Regions from separate parts of the Homo sapiens genome. Here regions 1 and 3 are each linked to region 2. A link is a loop called in an ENCODE intact Hi-C map of the cell type or tissue named here. Cell type or tissue: Calu3. All regions are shown on one strand. Region 1 overlaps LRRC7 (leucine rich repeat containing 7). Region 2 overlaps ZRANB2-AS1 (ZRANB2 antisense RNA 1). Region 3 overlaps CTH (cystathionine gamma-lyase).

Region 1 (2,500 bases), 920 kb before region 2:
TGTCTCTTTGAACAAAAATAAATGAAAAATGAACTGGAAAAGTGAAATATTAATTGAGAGAGTGACATTATCTTAGGATAGTAAGAATATTTTAGAATAGTAAGAGTACTTTAATGAAATATTTTTAAGTAAGAGCATTTTAGAATAATGAGAATAATGAGTGAGTAAGGAACAAGAACAGACTAGGGCTGGGAAAGAGGGGAATTAATAAGTTATTAAGGAAGAAAGAATGAGAAAGACAAAAGAAGGGCAATAGAGGACTGATACAGAGAATCAGAGAGGAACTGGATAAAAGAAATCAGATTCAGGCATATCCTCCAGTCTCTTCGTTCTGGTGACCATGCCCCTTCTTCAGACAGCCCTGAATTCCCTTCCTCTCTCTCTGCTCTCTCTTGGCCAGAGGAGTAATCGTTCAGCTCTTCTTGGTTTCTGCCTTCCCTCCTGCTCTTCCAGATGTCAAAAGAAGAATTTACAGTGAAAAATAAGGTGCATATTAGAAATATATTTAGTTTAATTGCTATTCATTTCTAGAAACTATTTTTGTCTAACGTCATAGGTAATGCTTTAGTCATACAACTTCTCAGAACAAGGAAAAAAGTTATCTCATTTTTAAAAATTACCAGAGTACTTTTCTTTTTTCTTTTCTTTTCTTTTCTTTTTTTTTTTTTTTTTTTTTTTTTTGAGACGGAGTCTCACTCTGTCATCAGGCTGGAGGCTGGAGTGCAGTGGCACGATCTCAGCTTACTGCAACCTCCGCCCTCCGAGTTCAAGCGATTCTCCTGCCTCAGCCTCCCGAGTAGCTGGGATTACAGGCGCCTGCCACTGCACCCGGCTAATTTTTTGTATTTTTAGTAGAGACGGAGTTTCACCTTCTTGGCCAGGTTGGTCTTGAACTCCTGACCTCGTGATCCACCTGCCTCGGACTCCCAAAGTACGGGGATTACAGGCGTGAGACACCGCGCCCGGCCGTACTTTTCTTAAATAAAGACTAATGTCAGACAGTGTGGCTACAGGTAAAAGCTCTGTGGAGAAAGGAGCAAAATTATTGTCCTATCATAAGACAGAAAGGGACCTTGAGAGGATCTGGTTCATTTGTCTATCTTCAGGGAAGGATTCATGCTATTCTTAAATTCCTGGAGCGAAGGGGTGAACATTTCCCTCTGTAACCCACCCTTATAAAGCAACAAATTGTGTTTCATCTCAATAAAATCCTCTAGTTTAAATTACTGCGTTCAACTCTGACAAATACTATCCTCATATTTAGTTGTACACATCCGCATACTCTTTTAAAGAAACATGTGTCTGCAGTTCAGAAGAGCCACCACTAGATGGAGACCTCATATCTACATTTTAAATCCCAGCCTTGGCAATTCTCTGGCTTGGGGGAGCACAGTCCGATTTTTGTTGTTGTCGTGGGTGTTTTTTGTTTGTTTGTATTGAGACAGTGTCGCTCTGTCGCCCAGGCTGGAGTGCAGTGGCGCGATCTCGGCTCACTGCAACCTCCACCTCCTGGGTTCAAACGATTTTCCTGCCTCAGCCTCCCGAGTAGCTGGGACTACAGGCATGCACCACCACGCCCGGCTAATTTTTGTATTTTTAGTAAAGACAGGTTTTCTCCATGTTGCCCAGGCTGGTCTTGAACACCTGGGCTCTATCGATCCGACCGCCTCGGCCTCCCAAAGTGCTGGGATGGCCTTACACAGTCTGTTTTTATGCCCCTTGTGCTGATACAATTGCTAACAACACCCCTTTCCTTTCTCCTTTGAGAAAATTTGAAACAATGCTCTAAATTTACACAATTTAAGAAAAAAACAAGAGCTTTGAGCTTATTTTAGGCAGTTTATATGTTTTTTTACTAAACCTCTCAGATTGTATCAATCACCCAAAACCTAATGAGACAGAAACCACTTTCTCAGTGAGGCTTGATTGTTTAAAGTTTTGATGTTCCTTAATTGTTCAGTTTAATTATTATACCCACCAGTTTAATAGTTCTTCTCTAACTTGTGTTTTCCAAATATTTTGCTCCTATCTCCCATTATTTTAGCCACACTTCCTTCAGGTATGCCCATTCCAAGTATGTGGGAATAGATTTGTCTCAAGTTACTCAAAATTTATTTTTAAAGTTAACTTTCCAAAACTTAAACATCAGGAACTGTGGTTAAGTTTGCCTAGCCTTCTTTATGTAATTCTAAAACTAGTCCAATCTGAATATGTGTGCATCTGGGTATAGCTTTATTTCCATCTGGCAATAACTAGGCATCTACAATAAACGCCTAATTTTTCATTTTATTTATGTGTATGAGTAATCAGCATAATATGACAATCAGATTTTATTTTATTATGAAGTGAATAAGAAATGTATTTCGAAATGTATTTCAAAATGTCTCTCACAAAGTGATCATTGGATTCCCAAGGTAGTTTGCAATCTCCCCAGCCTCTCTCCTTTCAGTGGGAATATCTGGGTGCTGAAGGCAGAGAACCCCTGGCGGCCTTGGTGACA
Region 2 (2,500 bases):
TGCTATTATTATTTCCCTTAAAGGTGGGGTAACTGAGGCCCCATGAAGTTAAAGAATGTTCCTGAAGTCTCTCAGCAATTCTCAAGTCCCATCTTATTTGAAGCATGTATTCCTGACATGGGTCCCATAACTGCTCTCAGCAGATGAATATTAACGGTGAGATCATCTTCCCCTAATCTTGGGAAAGTCTTGTGTTTTTTGCTTTTTGCCTTTTTACACTGTCTAAGAGATGAAAAGATTTTTAAAAATAATTGCAAAGTTCATTTTTCCTCATATTTAAGAAATTAGACTTAATCATATAGCACTCTAAAGACCATTATTTTGATTGACACAGATCAACTTTCAGAACAAGCCCAATCAGTTTTGCCTTTCCTAGCTTAGCTGATGTTCTGTATGGGTGTTCTTAACTTTTAAATTACTGTTAAGAGGTAAGAATGGGATATGTCCCTCTGCATACTTTATGTGCTGTTGTCTTGATTCTGTATGAGAGTTTGAAAAAATATCACTATAACATTATATGTTTTTTAAAGAAGGAAAAGCAAGAATGCAACTTAAACTCCATTTTAATAAGATGCATTAATCACAACATGAATTTCATTTTGTGTTTTGCTGTCATTTAAAAATGTTTTGCACTTTTGCGTTTTACTGACTAAAATGTCACGTTTACAATGGGAACAACAGCTAGGAAGGGTGAAATGGTTTGATTCTAAAATCTTCCGTAAACTTTTGTCTTATTATTTTGAATTAATCTCAAACCTGTATTTGGGATAGTATTTTTCTAGCCTAATATCATTTGAAAATAAAATAATATTTGAGGTTATTCTTAGACAAAGCTTTATCCAAAGCATTTGGATGAAAGTGGCTATCAAGTTTATACCATCTATAGTTAGTAAAATTCTAGTGTAATTCAATATTTAAAATTTAAGACCATATCACCATTCACACAGCAAAGGAAGCAAGGCTTATCTTTTTCCAGTTACATCAAAAACTATTCTCATTTTTATTCACAAATATTTGACTTCTTTGAAACTTTTACTTCTCCCACTGAAGTGCTTGCTGTAGCCAATTGGACTTGATAAGCATGGTAAGCGTCGGGGCATGTATTAGTAAAGAATTGTTAGCCTCTCACTAACCTCTATGCCAATGAACAAAATGTGTTGCATTTCAGATAATTTGGGTATTTCTCTTCTTTCAGCACTTTGCTTCATCCTATATTGTCTGCCTTTAGCTATTCACCTTGTAAACAAGTGACTGTGAGGTTTTGTGGAGTAACAGTGTGAAGCTGGCAGTTGGATTCTGGTTGGTACTTTCTGGTCAGTTACTACGGATATAGTGTGAATTGTGTTGGTCTGAAACAACACCACCCTCTAGTGACCAAAAGGCTAATAACATGCTTTATGCTGTTTTAAAGAGAATTTCCATAGGGCCAATGGATGCTTTGCTTAGGGAATCTCTGATTTCTTTCCTAGAGATCTACTTATCAGTACATAATTGTGGTCACTTTGTTTTCCTTTGAGGTTACAAATTGGCAACTTTGTTTAACAGTCAATAAACCAGTAGAGGATTAAACTGAAAGACCAGATATTCATTTTTTTTTAATTTAAAGTATATATTCACCTATTATGTTTTCAATGAAATTCTAACCTGGACATGTTTTAAATTCACAGATTACTTAATTGTACCCTACAGCTTAAAATGTATAATGTATGTCAATATTTAGCTAGTGATGATGAATTTATTTTGCTATTTACTTCTATTAAACATCTATTTAAAAATCTTAAATATGGATACAAAATAAGATTAATAATGAGTCACATGATCAGCCTTTGATTGCCTCACTATGGATGGAAAATATCTGAAAGTCTTTCTTCATGGAGCCAACCAGTAATTTTAGTTTATATTTTAGTCATTCATTCATTCAATAACCATTCATTGAGCACCCAATCTATGTCAGACACTGTTTCAGTCATTAGGGATACAAAAGCAATACATAACAGTGCCTATATTCATGGGGTTTATATTTTAGTGCAAAATTACTGATTCTAAGTGCCAAATAACAGGAGAAACACTGATCCCATGGCTTTTGTCTTCTCAGAATGATTGTCATGGAAGTACAGTGCAATGTAGACTTAACATTTAAACATCAATCAATGTAATTACTGTATCAAAATAAAAGCAATGCCTAGAAGTCTTTGCTAGATCAAAGAGTCCCTTTCTATGAATGCCTTTTCTGCTGTCTTTTCTTCCTATTCTTTACATGCCTGTTTTTTTTAATTGAAAACTGGACATTGTAATATATTGTAATGACTCTGGAGTCTACCGGGTTTTTTTCCCTGAGTATTATCTATTTTATGTTTGTTTGCTCTGTTTGACAGTTAACTTGTCCGGATTCAAACTGCCAATATTGCCTCCCATGGGGCATGCTGCTCTTGGTATCTCTGCTTCATTCTCATGGTTTTCCATGCTCTTTTAGCTTGGCTTCCTAGAGATTGATTTCCCT
Region 3 (2,500 bases), 610 kb before region 2:
TAGGAGGTAAGGCCTTACAGCAGTTCACTATCTCTCACTTCTACTCAAGCCAGATAATGTTTTTGTATCTGCAGGTTACACTCATAAACCTCTTTATCATGAAATGCATTGGGTTGAAAACAACTTAAACAACAATGTAGCAGACATCTAAATATGTTCACTTACTTAACTCTCCACATACTACAATCAGTTTGGAGACACAGAGTATTCTAATGCATTTATTTAAAAGTGAACCCCTTTTTTCAGATGAAATAGGTAAAACCTCGAAGTAGTGTGCAGTTAGTGCACTGCACAAGGGCTGTTCTAAAATCCATCCTGTGAATGGCTTTCCAAACCCTGTGCCTCCTAAGCTGCATCTGACTGGGGTGAGGCCTTTGTCTAATTTTCAAAAAGCCAGGAGGAGGCTCTCAGGGGCCTTGAGCAAGAGGCCTGTCCAACTCCATACACTGGGCTTAACCTTGAGCTCATGCAGTTTATATACTACAGAATAGATTAACAGAAAGCTGCCAGATTAGTCAAAGTGTTCCTGGTGTCACCTTAATTTAATACATTTACCAAAGTAACTTTTAAAACATTTGTAAAGTTTTATGACACTATCACACTCAACATAAAAACAGTGGTTTTTTTTTTTTCCCCTATTCCAGCAGGGATTTAAAGGATGTATTTCATAAGTGATATATATTAACAAGGAAGTATGTATAACTTGGGAAGCATTTAGAGATTTTTTTATTTAAGTGGTAACCACAGAGCAAAGTCTCAAATGCAATAATTTTTTTTTTTTTTTTTTTTTTTTTAGGCAGAGTTTCACTCTTTTGCCCAGACTGGAGTTCAGTGGCATGATCTCGGCTCACTGCAACCTCCACCTCCTGGGTTGAAGTGATACTCCTGCTTCAGCCTTCCAGGTAGCTGGGATTACAGGTGCGTGCCACCATGCTCAGCTAATTTTTGTATTTTTAGTAGAGATGGGGTTTCACTAGTTGGCCAGGCTGGTCTCGAACTCCTGACCTCGGTGATCCGCCTGACTTGGCCTCCCAAAGTGCTGGGATTACAGGCATGAGCCACTGTGCCTGGCCTAAAAACATTTATTTTTAGATTTTAGTATTTTTATTTTACTAGAAAATCTAAATTCATGTTTTCTTTGCTATAGCTATTTACTCTGGCCGAGAGCTTGGGAGGATTCGAAAGCCTTGCTGAGCTTCCGTAAGTATAGTTCTGTTTTTCTCAGTATTTTAAATTTGATGTCAGCTTTAATGATTGGGAAAGAAATATGATAAGGTCAGGGATAATTCAAGATATTTAACAATAAGAATAGCAGGACATTAATCAGAATGGACTCTAACCCTGTCAAGATGGAGACCCTGATAAAATCTCATGGAGGGCTTCTTGTTAGTGAGCGGTGTCCTCCCAAATGTTGCTTCCTTCCCTGCTCTGTCAAAAAGAGATTCCAGCAGTAACTGTATTCTAGGATCTCTGATCTCTGACCTCTAAGCAAGGGCCACATGTTCTACCCTACTCAGCCTTAGAGGGGATTGGAGACTTTGTACTAGAAAAGCTGTTTTCAAGGCTCTTTGGGAAACAGAAAATGTGTCTCTGATGAAACTCCTCCATGCCCTTGATTGTTGGAGAACAGCCCTACTAGATACTGTCAAATCTTTTGTTTTCTGTTCTCTGTAGGATAAACCTTTAATGTCTTCATGTTGTGTACAAGATAAATCCAAACCCTAACTTGGTACCAGGCCCTTCAGTATCTAACCCAATCAATTCATCTAGTTTTTTCAAAGCATCAGAGGATATTGGTACAAGAAGCAGTCTAAGATCATACAGTCCAGCAGCTTATTTTACAGGCAAGGAAACAAAGATCCAGAAAGTTGAGCTGATTGACTCAAGTGTCACACAGGAACGTGTTCGCAGCTTCACTCTTGGATTTGCATCAGAAACAGTGAGGGGAGGTAAAAGGTGCTTGGATCTAGATTTGAGATCTGCTTCCACCAATTAGTTAACCTTTAAACTTCCATTTTTTAACACATAAAATGAGATTAATAATTAATGATTTTCGGCCTGGTGCAATGGCTGACGCCTGCAATTCCAGTACTTTGGGAGGCCGAGGTGGGCCACTTGAGGTCAGGAGTTCAAGACCAGCCTGGCCAACATGGTGAAACCCTGTCTCTCCTAAAAAAAAAAAAAATTATCCGAGTGTGGTGGTGTACACCTATAATCCCAGTTACTTGGGTGGCTAAGGCACGAGAATCGCTTGAACCCAAGTGATGGAGGTTGCAGTGAGCCGAGGTTGCAGCAAGCCAAGATCGCACCACTGCACTCCAGCCTGGGTGATGCAGCGAGACTCTGTCTCAAAAAAGAACCAAAACAACAACAAAAAATTAATGATTATCATTTATTGATTACCTGTCCCCCCAAGCATTCCTGATATATATATTACCTTTATTATATGCTACTATGACCATATGTTGTAATTACTGCAGGGTTAAGTCAACATCATAAC

What was found. Peaks named below come from ENCODE experiments on the same cell type or tissue, not always from the same donor. Only the 100,000 strongest peaks of a DNase experiment are listed, where the experiment ranks them.
Region 1: it touches region 2 in a loop (4-fold over the local background); 17 of 110 quality-filtered maps call a loop at or near these places.
Region 3: a loop joins it to region 2, with 4 times the contacts of the local background. A loop is called at or near these places in 8 of 110 quality-filtered maps.

Annotation. Positions count from the first base shown.
Region 1 is chr1:70,131,803-70,134,302 of GRCh38, forward strand. LRRC7 (leucine rich repeat containing 7) reads left to right here. Exons shown (of 27, transcript NM_001370785.2): 27 at 1-2,500. Among named protein-coding and RNA genes, the nearest start is that of LRRC40, 73 kb to the right of the region's middle. RefSeq lists an enhancer at 2,344-2,500. In Calu3, a CTCF peak has its summit at 1,388; a DNase peak (open chromatin) is centred at 1,339.
Region 2 is chr1:71,048,833-71,051,332 of GRCh38, forward strand. It overlaps ZRANB2-AS1 (ZRANB2 antisense RNA 1), which reads left to right. Exons shown (of 3, transcript NR_038420.1): 2 at 1-156. Among named protein-coding and RNA genes, the nearest start is that of PTGER3, 2.3 kb to the left of the region's middle. In Calu3, a CTCF peak has its summit at 1,376 (motif pointing left); a DNase peak (open chromatin) is centred at 1,349.
Region 3 is chr1:70,433,978-70,436,477 of GRCh38, forward strand. It overlaps CTH (cystathionine gamma-lyase), which reads left to right. Exons shown (of 12, transcript NM_001902.6): 10 at 1,148-1,200. Among named protein-coding and RNA genes, the nearest start is that of CTH, 24 kb to the left of the region's middle. In Calu3, no CTCF peak of the experiment used is centred here; no DNase peak of the experiment used is centred here.